4 separate regions of the Homo sapiens genome follow, and regions 1, 2 and 3 are each linked to region 4. The links are chromatin loops, found by intact Hi-C in ENCODE. Cell type or tissue: PC-3. All regions are shown on one strand.

Region 1 (2,500 bases), 700 kb before region 4:
TCTATTTGTCCCTAACCAAAGTCGATGTATTGCTTTACATTATCATTATTGTTAAGACTGAAAGGTGGAAGAGAAAATCTATTCATTCTCTCCTCATTATCTTGAAGATGACTATTAACCATAACCCCAGAACTAAACATCTTAAAAATATTCAACTCAAGGATTCTTTAAGTATGTCAGTAAACATTCACCAGGCAGTGTATATGAAGGAGGTGTATACAGGGTTAGATAGTACTACTATTACTGGCTGTCAGTTACCTTGAATACACTTTTGCATACGAATTTATACATTCTTCAAAAAATAATTATGAGATAAAGGCTATAATTATGCCTCTAGCATAGATGTGGAAACTGAGGCACAGAGATTTAGAAAATTTCCTGTGGTCACAAGCTTTTTCAGGTGATGGAACCAGAATCCAAACTTGGGACACCTGACAACATAGCTGTGTAAGCTCTGCTGCTTGTAAGCGCCAAGGCCTATGCCAGTGACCAAATGTCCCCTATTTTTGCAGAAGTCTTTTTTAATGGGTATTTATTATTTTCTAAGAAATCAAAATTTCACTCAACCGTATCTAATATAACACTGTACATTTTATAAGAAATTTGTGTATTTTGATTTAATAAGTGCTATTATAATCACACAATTTTCTATTGTTTTCAGGGCAAAGGAACAGTTTCAGACCCGTGCAAGCTTGTCTAGACTCAGCTCTTCATAATTATGATTTCGTTTCTATGGACAGAGGGAAAAAGAAAAACAATTTCTACTTTCTATATATCTGAACTTGAGGACTACCAGTAAATACAGAATATTCATAATTCATACAATAAAACCTAACTCCATTTTGCATACAACTGTTCACAACTATTATTTACAACTATCAGCTATCATTATACCAATTATGCCGATATGGTGATATTATATTAACTATCATATTACAACTGTCACTTTCAGCAGTCATTTCTCCAGTACTTCAAAATCACAGAGCTAAGCCTTTGTAATATATTTTCTCATTTATTGCATCCGAGAACACTATGACCTAGATAAAATTATCAGCCCTATTTTACAGTTGAGAAAATTAAGGATCATAAAAGTTAAGTAACTGGCCTGGGTTTAGTGCTGAGGCAGAATTGGAATGTCTTTCTGCTATGTATGTCTGACAGCAAAAAGCATGGTTTTATTATAGTGACCCGATAACAGATCCTGGGCCCAAGGGTAATTATTTTTGAACATACTATACTTGTCAGGCTCTCACTGTATGATTGCCACTTTGCATCAAAATTTATTAAAATATTTTTTCAATCTCTTGCTGAACAAATTTTGCAAAACCAAATAAAAAGAAAGATAATGAAGCATGTGTGTTGGCCACCAGGGGGTGCAAGGTCCAGCATCCTAAATCATGTCCTCAACTTTGCAGGCCTTTTCTTGTGGTATATGAAAAAGGGAACTCTCTTAAGAAAGGCATAGAGTAAATCTAAGGGGTTTTGTAAATCAAAGGTCAACATTCGTTTGAACTACACCTGGTGGTAAATTAATATCTTTGAATTATGAAACTTGATCGAGGATGGGCCGACTGTGATAAAAAGAAATCAAATAAATGGAACTTCTACTATTTCTACACTATTTTCAGCATAATAAAAATTTGAAAGTGTCTGGCAGAACATTTAGCCACAAGAGTTTTTAAGGTATTGATTTCTGGGAGACAATTTCTCTTGATAGACGGCCTACATTTTAACAATGACCACTTCTAAGGGTGGTCTTGCCTGTCTTCACGTCAACCCACATAAATTGGACAGAGTGGGGTATATATGCCCAGCAAGGCAGGCTGGGGGCTCAGCTGTATATCTTTGTTTCTGGAAGTACTATTTCTATATCTAAAATGTATCTGAAGGCATGTTTCCTTGGAGGTATAATGCAACTATTGCCTCATACCTGGGTCAGTTTTGTTTGAATATTTCTGTTGTCATGCCGATTGTCAGCATGGTCCATAATTATGAAGAGTCCCTGATTGTAAAATAAAATAATAAAGAGAAAAATCAGTAGGAGAGTGCCTGGGGTGAATTTATAATGCATTTAAAGTGTGAAGCTGTCCATTTAACCCTTAACAATATTCATTTTCTTCACAATGTGCAAACCTTGTCAGTAGTTTGAAAAGCTATGAATTTAAATAACCTTAAGCAGCCTCAGAAATGAATAATTTGATAGGTATATCTGGCAGATGGTTGAAATGTCGAAGCTTTTTTTTCTTTTTCCCTGAGAACATGCTGCAGGGTTTCTGCCAAACTTAGGTTGTAAGGAAGGCAAAAATCAAACAATAAATGCTCCATATTTGCAAACTATCAACACTAAGATAGCATTTAAGAACAGTTGCCAGTCCCTCCTCCCTTGATTCTTTGGTGGAATGACCTGAAAAGCAATACCTTTTTATTTAAGATGAAATTTTTTAGTTTGTCAAAATAAATATTAACCTCGACTAAGTTTAAAGTCAATGGCCTACTAGTG
Region 2 (2,500 bases), 110 kb before region 4:
ATATGTATATATAAAAAAACTTTGTTTTTGTATGAAACAAAAAAGCTGTTAAGTCCTTTACATATCCTTCATCCGACCACATCTTCAATGTATAGTGACACCTACCAACAAGTTTTGAAAAACACACCCAAAGTTAAAAATGGCATTAAAACAAAAACAAAACAAAACGAAAAACCTCCAAGAATCTCAACTTTTAATTTCACTTAAACTGTGACTTTTTTCGTCTTTGAGCACACAGAGCAGGTCTTCACTGTCTCTTATAAGCAATAGACAGAAGCTTCCTCATGCAGAGGTTATAAATAAAAACATTCTGCAAGCTGCTCTCCAAAGACAAAAATCCCGTTGCCCTCAGAGAGCAGACCACCAAATAGATGAGAAAGGAAATGTATAGTTAAGAAATTTTTATCCACTTTATTAATTTATTTTATGGCCAAATAAAACTTTATCAATGACAGGGTTAGAGGGCCATGTAGGCAGAGAATAATCCAAGGCAATGGAGAATTAGGCTTCCATACTGAATGATGAAGAGCCCAGCTGAGCCAGAATAAAGATTTCTGTAGGACACTGACAACACTAGAACAGTGAGTTGAGGGCAGAGTCTAGAGACCTTGAATGTCAGGGCAAAACTTTTATGAGCAGAGGAATGACAATCTAAATGTTGGTAAGTATTATCAGACAGAAATGTATGGAAGGAGAATACAGAGACAGTTTCCCATCATAACGCAGGTGAGGAGAACAGTCAAAATCAGTGTGGTAGTAAAGTTAAATGTAAATGCCATCTACAGTTAAGTTTCCCTTTGTACTATAACTAGAAGAAAAACTGCTTTGCAACAATGTTCAGAAACCCAAGTCTTCTTTGACCTACTTCATATAGTAATGAAAATATAATGATCCTTTCCTCTGTGTGTACACTAAATACTGCTTAGAGAAACTTCATCTTGATACCATTTGTAAATACTTAAATGAGTCCCATGGGTCTCCACGGATCTTTGCAGAGCAAGGCAAATATGTTTCTACGAGCAAATTACTTGATCCACCCAAAATTCATTCCTATTGTTTCTCTTATAAATTAGGTCCTCACTAAAGGGGGATAAATGTAAAGTACAGGGCTAGGTTTAATCAAATTTTCCTGCCAATCATTTTTGTAGAAGGTTATTACTTGATAGAATAAGTATACTTTATGGTGTTCAGATGTAAGCTTCTCCTAAAAGGTACACATCACGTGAAGGCCTCTGTGCTTTTGAATGAGACATTCCCTTATGTGTAATACATTTCTTCTTTTTCCGCCCAATAAAACCTAGCTTGTAAAACACCATCAACTCTGAAATCAACACAGAGGCCTCTAGACAGCAAGTGGCATATCCATTTTCATTGTATTCTGCACTTACTCATCATATATCCAAATAATGGTCATATAAACTAAGTGCTGTCTCCCTTACTACACAATGACATCAAGGACAAGGCTACCTCTTGTCTTATTTTAATGCTGTTCAAACATTTAGCAAAGCTAACTAGCCCACATTAAGCACTCAAAATGTTTATAAAATATTTAATTACAGATACTCCCTGTCCAACACTGTATAGCCAAGATTACATGGTCTCAGTAAAACAAAAAAACAACTTGCAATTAAATACTTCTCAAAAACTTTTACATTTGCTTATCCTGGCCCTTTGTTTTGTGGGCAAGGTGAGCACCATGCACATCTTTTAAAGCTACTGACCTTTCCTACAAACTTGGAGACAGGCCTATTAGTCTTGTTATGGTTCCATATAATATAATAAAGCCCTAAGGGGTGGGAAGTCTTGAACATAAAGTAACTACTTCTACTAAATCTTTAACGTATTTTAAAAATAGGATTCCTCAAACACCCAGAGAAAAATTCCTAACAAATAATCTTCCTCTTAAAGGATGTTTTATGTCAACAATCCCCATTTAAACACCTGTTTTAAATTTAAAACACAATCTGCAAGCCCTATCTACATTACAAGTAAACCATACGCTATCCAAGATTTAGTGTTTTGGGCCCTGATTTGACACAATTATCAGGGATCTAATGTATGTATACAGGTATACATACACAAAGAAGTTAGGAAGCCAGCTCACTTTCTTTCAAGGGCAGCCTGTCTTTGGTAATCCTCAATCAGTAGAAACTGTACCAGTTTTTTAAAAATTTAAAAAGCAGTAACAGCAAACACTGCAGATTGCTTATGGCATTTAACAGGCAGAGATGGAAATTTGTGTAAGGCACGTATGATAAAGGAGAAAGCAAGGAAAAAGAATAACAGAAATGTTATTAAAAGCCCTCCCCACAGAGCCAAAGGAAGTTTTACCTACACATATTTTGTGGGGCTGACATAAGTTATGCAACTATGAAAAATTTATTCAATACATAAGGGGATAACCCCTGAAACATTAGTGAGTGTTGTTTTATGACTTTAAGTCTACCAAGATATTTCTCTCACAACATGATTAGACATTAGAGAATAACCATAGGGAAAG
Region 3 (2,500 bases), 480 kb before region 4:
TCTAGAATAAACAGGACTGCACAGAACACTGGGTCTTACTGTGGTCTTTGGGCAATTTCCTCCCACCCTTGCCCAACACACAGGGGCAGGCATTCACAGTACGCCACTAGGAGAGGGTAAAAGAAGTGGAAAAGAGAGAAGATAATGCAAAGGGAGAGAAAGAAGAGACACACAAAAGCATGATAAAAAAAGAAAATTCAACAAGGGAGGGAAGGACATGAGAGAAAAGGAAGAGAAATGTCAGAGAGGATGACAGAAGTCCTAGAGACATAAAGAAGCAGAAAAGAAAAGTGTCAAAAAACCAAAATAATAAAAAGAAAAAAGAAGGTGGAAAAGGGAGAAATGTGAGAGGGTTAGGTAGATAGAGCAAGAATTCAGAAAGTACAGGGAATAACAGTGAAAAAGTGGGAAGAAGCTTGGAAAGACTTCATGGAGCAGGAATAGCCTAATATAATTTGGAAGGGACTGCAGAGTTGTCTAAATAATAATGCTATTTGACAGTTTGATATGTATTTATAGCTGATTCCAGCTTTCTCTGAATATTATATAGGATTATCCAGATTTTCTGGGGTTTATCACCACAGGCATGTAGGATTAACAGCCTGATGAAGTGAACAATTATTTTTCAATCTGATCCTTAGGCTTGTAGAGCACTTTTCCCAAGTTCCCTGAACATAGTACATAAAATGCAATAACCAATGGAAAACTGTGTGCATGTGTGTACATGTGATGAGTGTGTACACATTTATCTATCAACATCTAAAATTCTTCGATCTGGGCTTAAAATCTACAAAAGTACTAGGTTCAGAAAAATGCCTTAAAGTAGCAAGTGTTATTGTTCACCTATGATGTGTCAGACAAAGGGAATTAAGTGGGAAAAAAAATAGGAGACAGAGTCCCTGTCTCATAGTGCTCAGAGTCCAGAATGTAGGGTATGTGGTAAGTGGTATGTCAGAGATAGTGCAGAGCTACAGGAAGCATGTAACCAGAGACCCAGCTTAGTACAAGTGGGAATATCTGTTTGAAAACTTAAAAATGATTGAAAACTAACCAGGTAAAAATGGAAAGGGGTTAGGGATGTTGCAAGGAAACAGGAGGATGTTCAAGGCAGAACAGAGCAAAGGAATGATCTCTTTGCTTTACAGTACGTCTTTTTCTATGTCTGTGATCACAAAATATAATGACAGTGTTGAGACAGAATGTTGTGCTGGAAGGAGAGACACATCATGAAAAGACTTGCAGATCTGCTATGGATCTAGGGTTTTATAATCAGGGCAATTCAAACATTGTCTGGGAGAGGGCAGGCTTGAGAAAGGAAAAAGAAAAAAAAAGAAAGAAAAGTTGTTCAGTAAGGGATTACCAATACAACATTTTATCTTCTAAATACTACTCTTTGAAAAGTAGATGAGAAGTGGAAAAGACTGGTGTCAAGAAATCCAGTTAAGGAGCTCTTATAATAACACATACAGTAGAAGAACCAAGGTAGTGGCAGTGAGGTGAGAGCGAGGAATTTGGATTCCTGAAATACTAATTTGCAGAATCAATGGGATTTGGTGATTGCTACATTTGGAGAAGTAAGGAATCAAAAAGTGAATAGCAAGTCAAGAAGTTATAGGAATTTCAAATTCTTTGACATCAAGAAACATGAATTCTTAGCAACAGTTTTGGTTGATTGAACTGTACTGTGTACTCCTGTGTCTTCTGAGTTTCTCTTTATGTAGATATACGTTCATTAAACAAATTCAACAAAGACTTATTGAACGAATAGTTAAACTCATGAGTGATTGCAAGGGAATGAATAAATGAATAAATACAGGCACAAATGAAAGAACAAATGAATGAGAGGAAAATCAAGGAAACAAAGAGTCAATGAACATATGAAAGATTTCCTCATCAGCAAGGATGGTAAATCATATACTCAAAATAGAGCCTCCTAGTTTTAGGAAATCTAGAACTCAAGATGCTAAATGGGGTGCAAAAATAAAATGCACAACAAAAACAGCCTAATGAAGCTTCATTCTCAATAGATGCAGAAAAAGTTTTCAATAAAATTCAATATCTTTTCATGAATAAAAAAAGACCTTCAACAGACTAAATATCAAAAGAATATGCCTCAAAACAATAAGGGCCATCTATGACAAACCCACAGCCAACATCACACTGAAAACGCAAGAGTTGGAACCATTCCCCTTGAGAACTGGAATAAGACAAGGAGGCCCACTCTCACCATTCCTATTCAACATCACACTGGAAATGCTAGCCAGAGCAATCAGGCAAGAGAAAGAAACAGAAGACATCCAAACAGAAAAAGAAGATGTCAAGCTATCACTCTTCACTGACAATCTTATTCTATACCTAAAAAACCCTAAAGATTCCACCCAAAAGGATCTTAGAACTGATGAGTGACTTTAGTAATGTTGTAAGATACAAAATCAATGTACAAAAATCAGTAGAATTGATATACCAATAATATTCAAGCTGAGAGTCAAATCAAGAGCAC
Region 4 (2,500 bases):
ACAGCGAGGCTCCCAAGCAGCCGGCACTTCATAGACACAGCTCCAAGGATCTTATTTACGCTTTTCTGAACAAAGGGAATCTCATATCCGGTACAGGCTTAAGAATTCAGCCCCAAATTGGCTATCTTCTTTTAAAACTGAATTATGATAATTGGAGTCCGTGAATCAGAGCCCGCATACAATGATGAGTTCTGACAGCTTCTAACAACCCTAGCCTCAGCCCAGCCCCAGCCCCAGCCCTCAGGCGGCATGTACTTTTTTCAGTCAACTACAACTCGCTGCCTGGTGCAGCATCTAAATTCCATCTGGCAATCCCATCTCCCCAGCACATGCTATCTGGTTAATGCAATTAAGCCTGTGGTTTTCGCTGGTCTAATCTGCCAGTCCAGGCTTCTGATTCCCCTTAATGATTGTAAAGCCTCTCCCGTCCTTCCGTTGCTGAGCCAAAGTAGAGGCATGCATCCCCAACACCCAAGTTATCACTCTCTCCCCACGAAATGAACTTCCGATCTCAATCTTGAAGCTCACTCCACATCTAACCTCCCATTGTACCCCTACTCCCCCCTGGCCACATTTACCACTTAAGTTTCTGCCATGGACATTTACGAATATTCAGTACGCTAAGCATGCGTCCACCGTCTTTTAGTCTAGCTCTTTAAAATTAAAAAAGCAGAACAGTAGCTTTGAAATGAGACAAACATGTGCAATTAACTTCATATTCTGTATTCCGCTCACTTACAGGTTTTCTGGGTTTGCCAGCGCATCGCTGCAACTAATGATTAAAGAAACCAAACCGAAACTTACCTTTCTCCCTTAAGGTTTTTGTGTATGTGTGTTTTTAAAGTAACGGTGCAGTTCTCCCAATAAGGATGAGCAAGAAGCTGCTGGATAGTTCTCTTAAGACAGCACGAAACCTAAACTGTGCTCGGCTTAAAAGAAGCAAATAAAAAGAAACGCTTTCGACCCCAAAGTCCAATGCTAAAAGAAATGGCGAAAAAAAATATGAAAGGGGAGGGGAAACTTAAAAAAGAGTTTAAAAAGACGGAGAGACTACCCTCCTATTGCCGTTCAACTAAACAAAAAGGGGCAAGAAAAACAAACCAAGGAACAAAGAAAAGAGACGAAAGAACGTTTTTTCAAAAAGACGATGTCTTTCTCCTTGTTGCTTTTTAGTAGGTCGCTACAGGAGTAAGCTGCTGCATCTCTAACTAAGAACAGAAATAGGGGGGAGGACGTCTTAAAAGGGAGGTGGACTGGACCACAGATTTATAGCACCGTATCACCAACCCCTTCTCTGCCTCCGCACTGCCGTGTGTGCAGCTGCTCTGCCAGGCTCCTATCCCGGGCAGCACGCGCGGAAGTATACGCCGAATCGCGCCACAACGTAACTTGCTCATCGCCCCAGGATCCTGATTGGTCCACACGCTTCCATTGAGGCCGCCCAGGCGGGGCCGCGTGAGACGATTGGCTATGGGCTTGTGTCACTCTCGAGAGCTCAATGGAGTCCCGTTTCAAGGTAAGTTGTGCGGGGAGGTACACTCTTAACACTGGCGGCGAAGGGAAATGCAAGAAGCAAAAAGAAATGTGGAGAGAGCAACGTGGGAGGGTTGGAACTGTACTATCAGAGTTTGCGATATGGCACGATCTCCTTTCCTCTTAAATCTTTCTGCTTCAGAAAGATTCATTTCCTTTGCCATCACTGCTGCATCTGTGGCATATTTCTTTATAACATTTAACTCTGTCCGGTATGTATGAGTCATTGAGAGCTCCCTCTCTTTGATCTGAGTGAAAGGGATGAATGTACATCCATTATTTGCCCGCATGCCTTTTTTCGATTTGTGTTCAGTACTGTATTTTGTATTAGATGTTAGGTAATTGTATGTCTTTATTTTAATATACGCATATTTCAGATTTATGTGTCCCCATGAACCCCTTTTTAAAGCATCCTTTTAAGATAAAGATGAAGTCAGAAATGCTCTCAAATAAAGCTGCACGGTTTGAATTGGCTTTCACTTCATGTTAGAATAGAAAAGTGTAGGATAAATATCCTATCCAGAAAAAGAGGTATTGAGTAGAGCTAAGGTCCTTCACTTCGAGGTGTCTAATGATTCTCAAAAAGAGCAGCTGTATATAAAACTGGAACAAGCCACTCCTCTGCATTTGCAGACAGGTACAGTCCTTGGACCACACATGTATTGCTGACAGCAAAGATAGTTGAACCTTTATCAGGGCTCTTTCTGTGAGGATTTAAGAAGTTTAACCAGAAGACCAAGTGCTATCAATGCTTCTGCTTCATAGAGGAAGACTACTTTATTACAACCCCATATTTTAACAGCATTCAGGAGACCAAAATACAGTTTTATGCATGATAATTGTTTCTTCCTCTAAGTGAAAGTGAGGTCCTCAGGATCGTCTGGATGTATAAGTAGACACAATATTCATTTGACCTACGTTCTTTTCCAGCCAGCATTTCTCTTTTCAATCTTGAAAGATAGCACCA

What was found. A loop is a pair of places that touch in the nucleus more often than their neighbours do. Peaks named below come from ENCODE experiments on the same cell type or tissue, not always from the same donor. Only the 100,000 strongest peaks of a DNase experiment are listed, where the experiment ranks them.
Region 1: it touches region 4 in a loop (6-fold over the local background); 1 of 110 quality-filtered maps calls a loop at or near these places.
Region 2: a loop joins it to region 4, with 4 times the contacts of the local background. A loop is called at or near these places in 1 of 110 quality-filtered maps.
Region 3: a loop joins it to region 4, with 4 times the contacts of the local background. A loop is called at or near these places in 1 of 110 quality-filtered maps.

What each region holds. Positions count from the first base shown.
Region 1 is chr9:23,121,864-23,124,363 of GRCh38, forward strand. No RefSeq gene overlaps it. Among named protein-coding and RNA genes, the nearest start is that of LINC01239, 480 kb to the left of the region's middle. In PC-3, a CTCF peak has its summit at 1,362 (motif pointing right); a DNase peak (open chromatin) is centred at 1,398.
Region 2 is chr9:23,716,322-23,718,821 of GRCh38, forward strand. All of the region lies in intron 3 of ELAVL2 (ELAV like RNA binding protein 2), which reads right to left. Among named protein-coding and RNA genes, the nearest start is that of ELAVL2, 110 kb to the right of the region's middle. In PC-3, no CTCF peak of the experiment used is centred here; a DNase peak (open chromatin) is centred at 1,320; H3K27ac peaks cover 303 bases.
Region 3 is chr9:23,342,494-23,344,993 of GRCh38, forward strand. No RefSeq gene overlaps it. Among named protein-coding and RNA genes, the nearest start is that of ELAVL2, 480 kb to the right of the region's middle. In PC-3, a CTCF peak has its summit at 1,267; no DNase peak of the experiment used is centred here; H3K4me3 peaks cover 325 bases.
Region 4 is chr9:23,825,002-23,827,501 of GRCh38, forward strand. ELAVL2 (ELAV like RNA binding protein 2) reads right to left here and starts at 1,239. Exons shown (of 7, transcript NM_004432.5): 1 at 805-1,239. LOC105375992 (a long non-coding RNA gene) reads left to right here and starts at 1,427. Exons shown (of 3, transcript XR_929519.3): 1 at 1,427-1,516. In PC-3, no CTCF peak of the experiment used is centred here; a DNase peak (open chromatin) is centred at 1,440; H3K4me3 peaks cover 2,138 bases.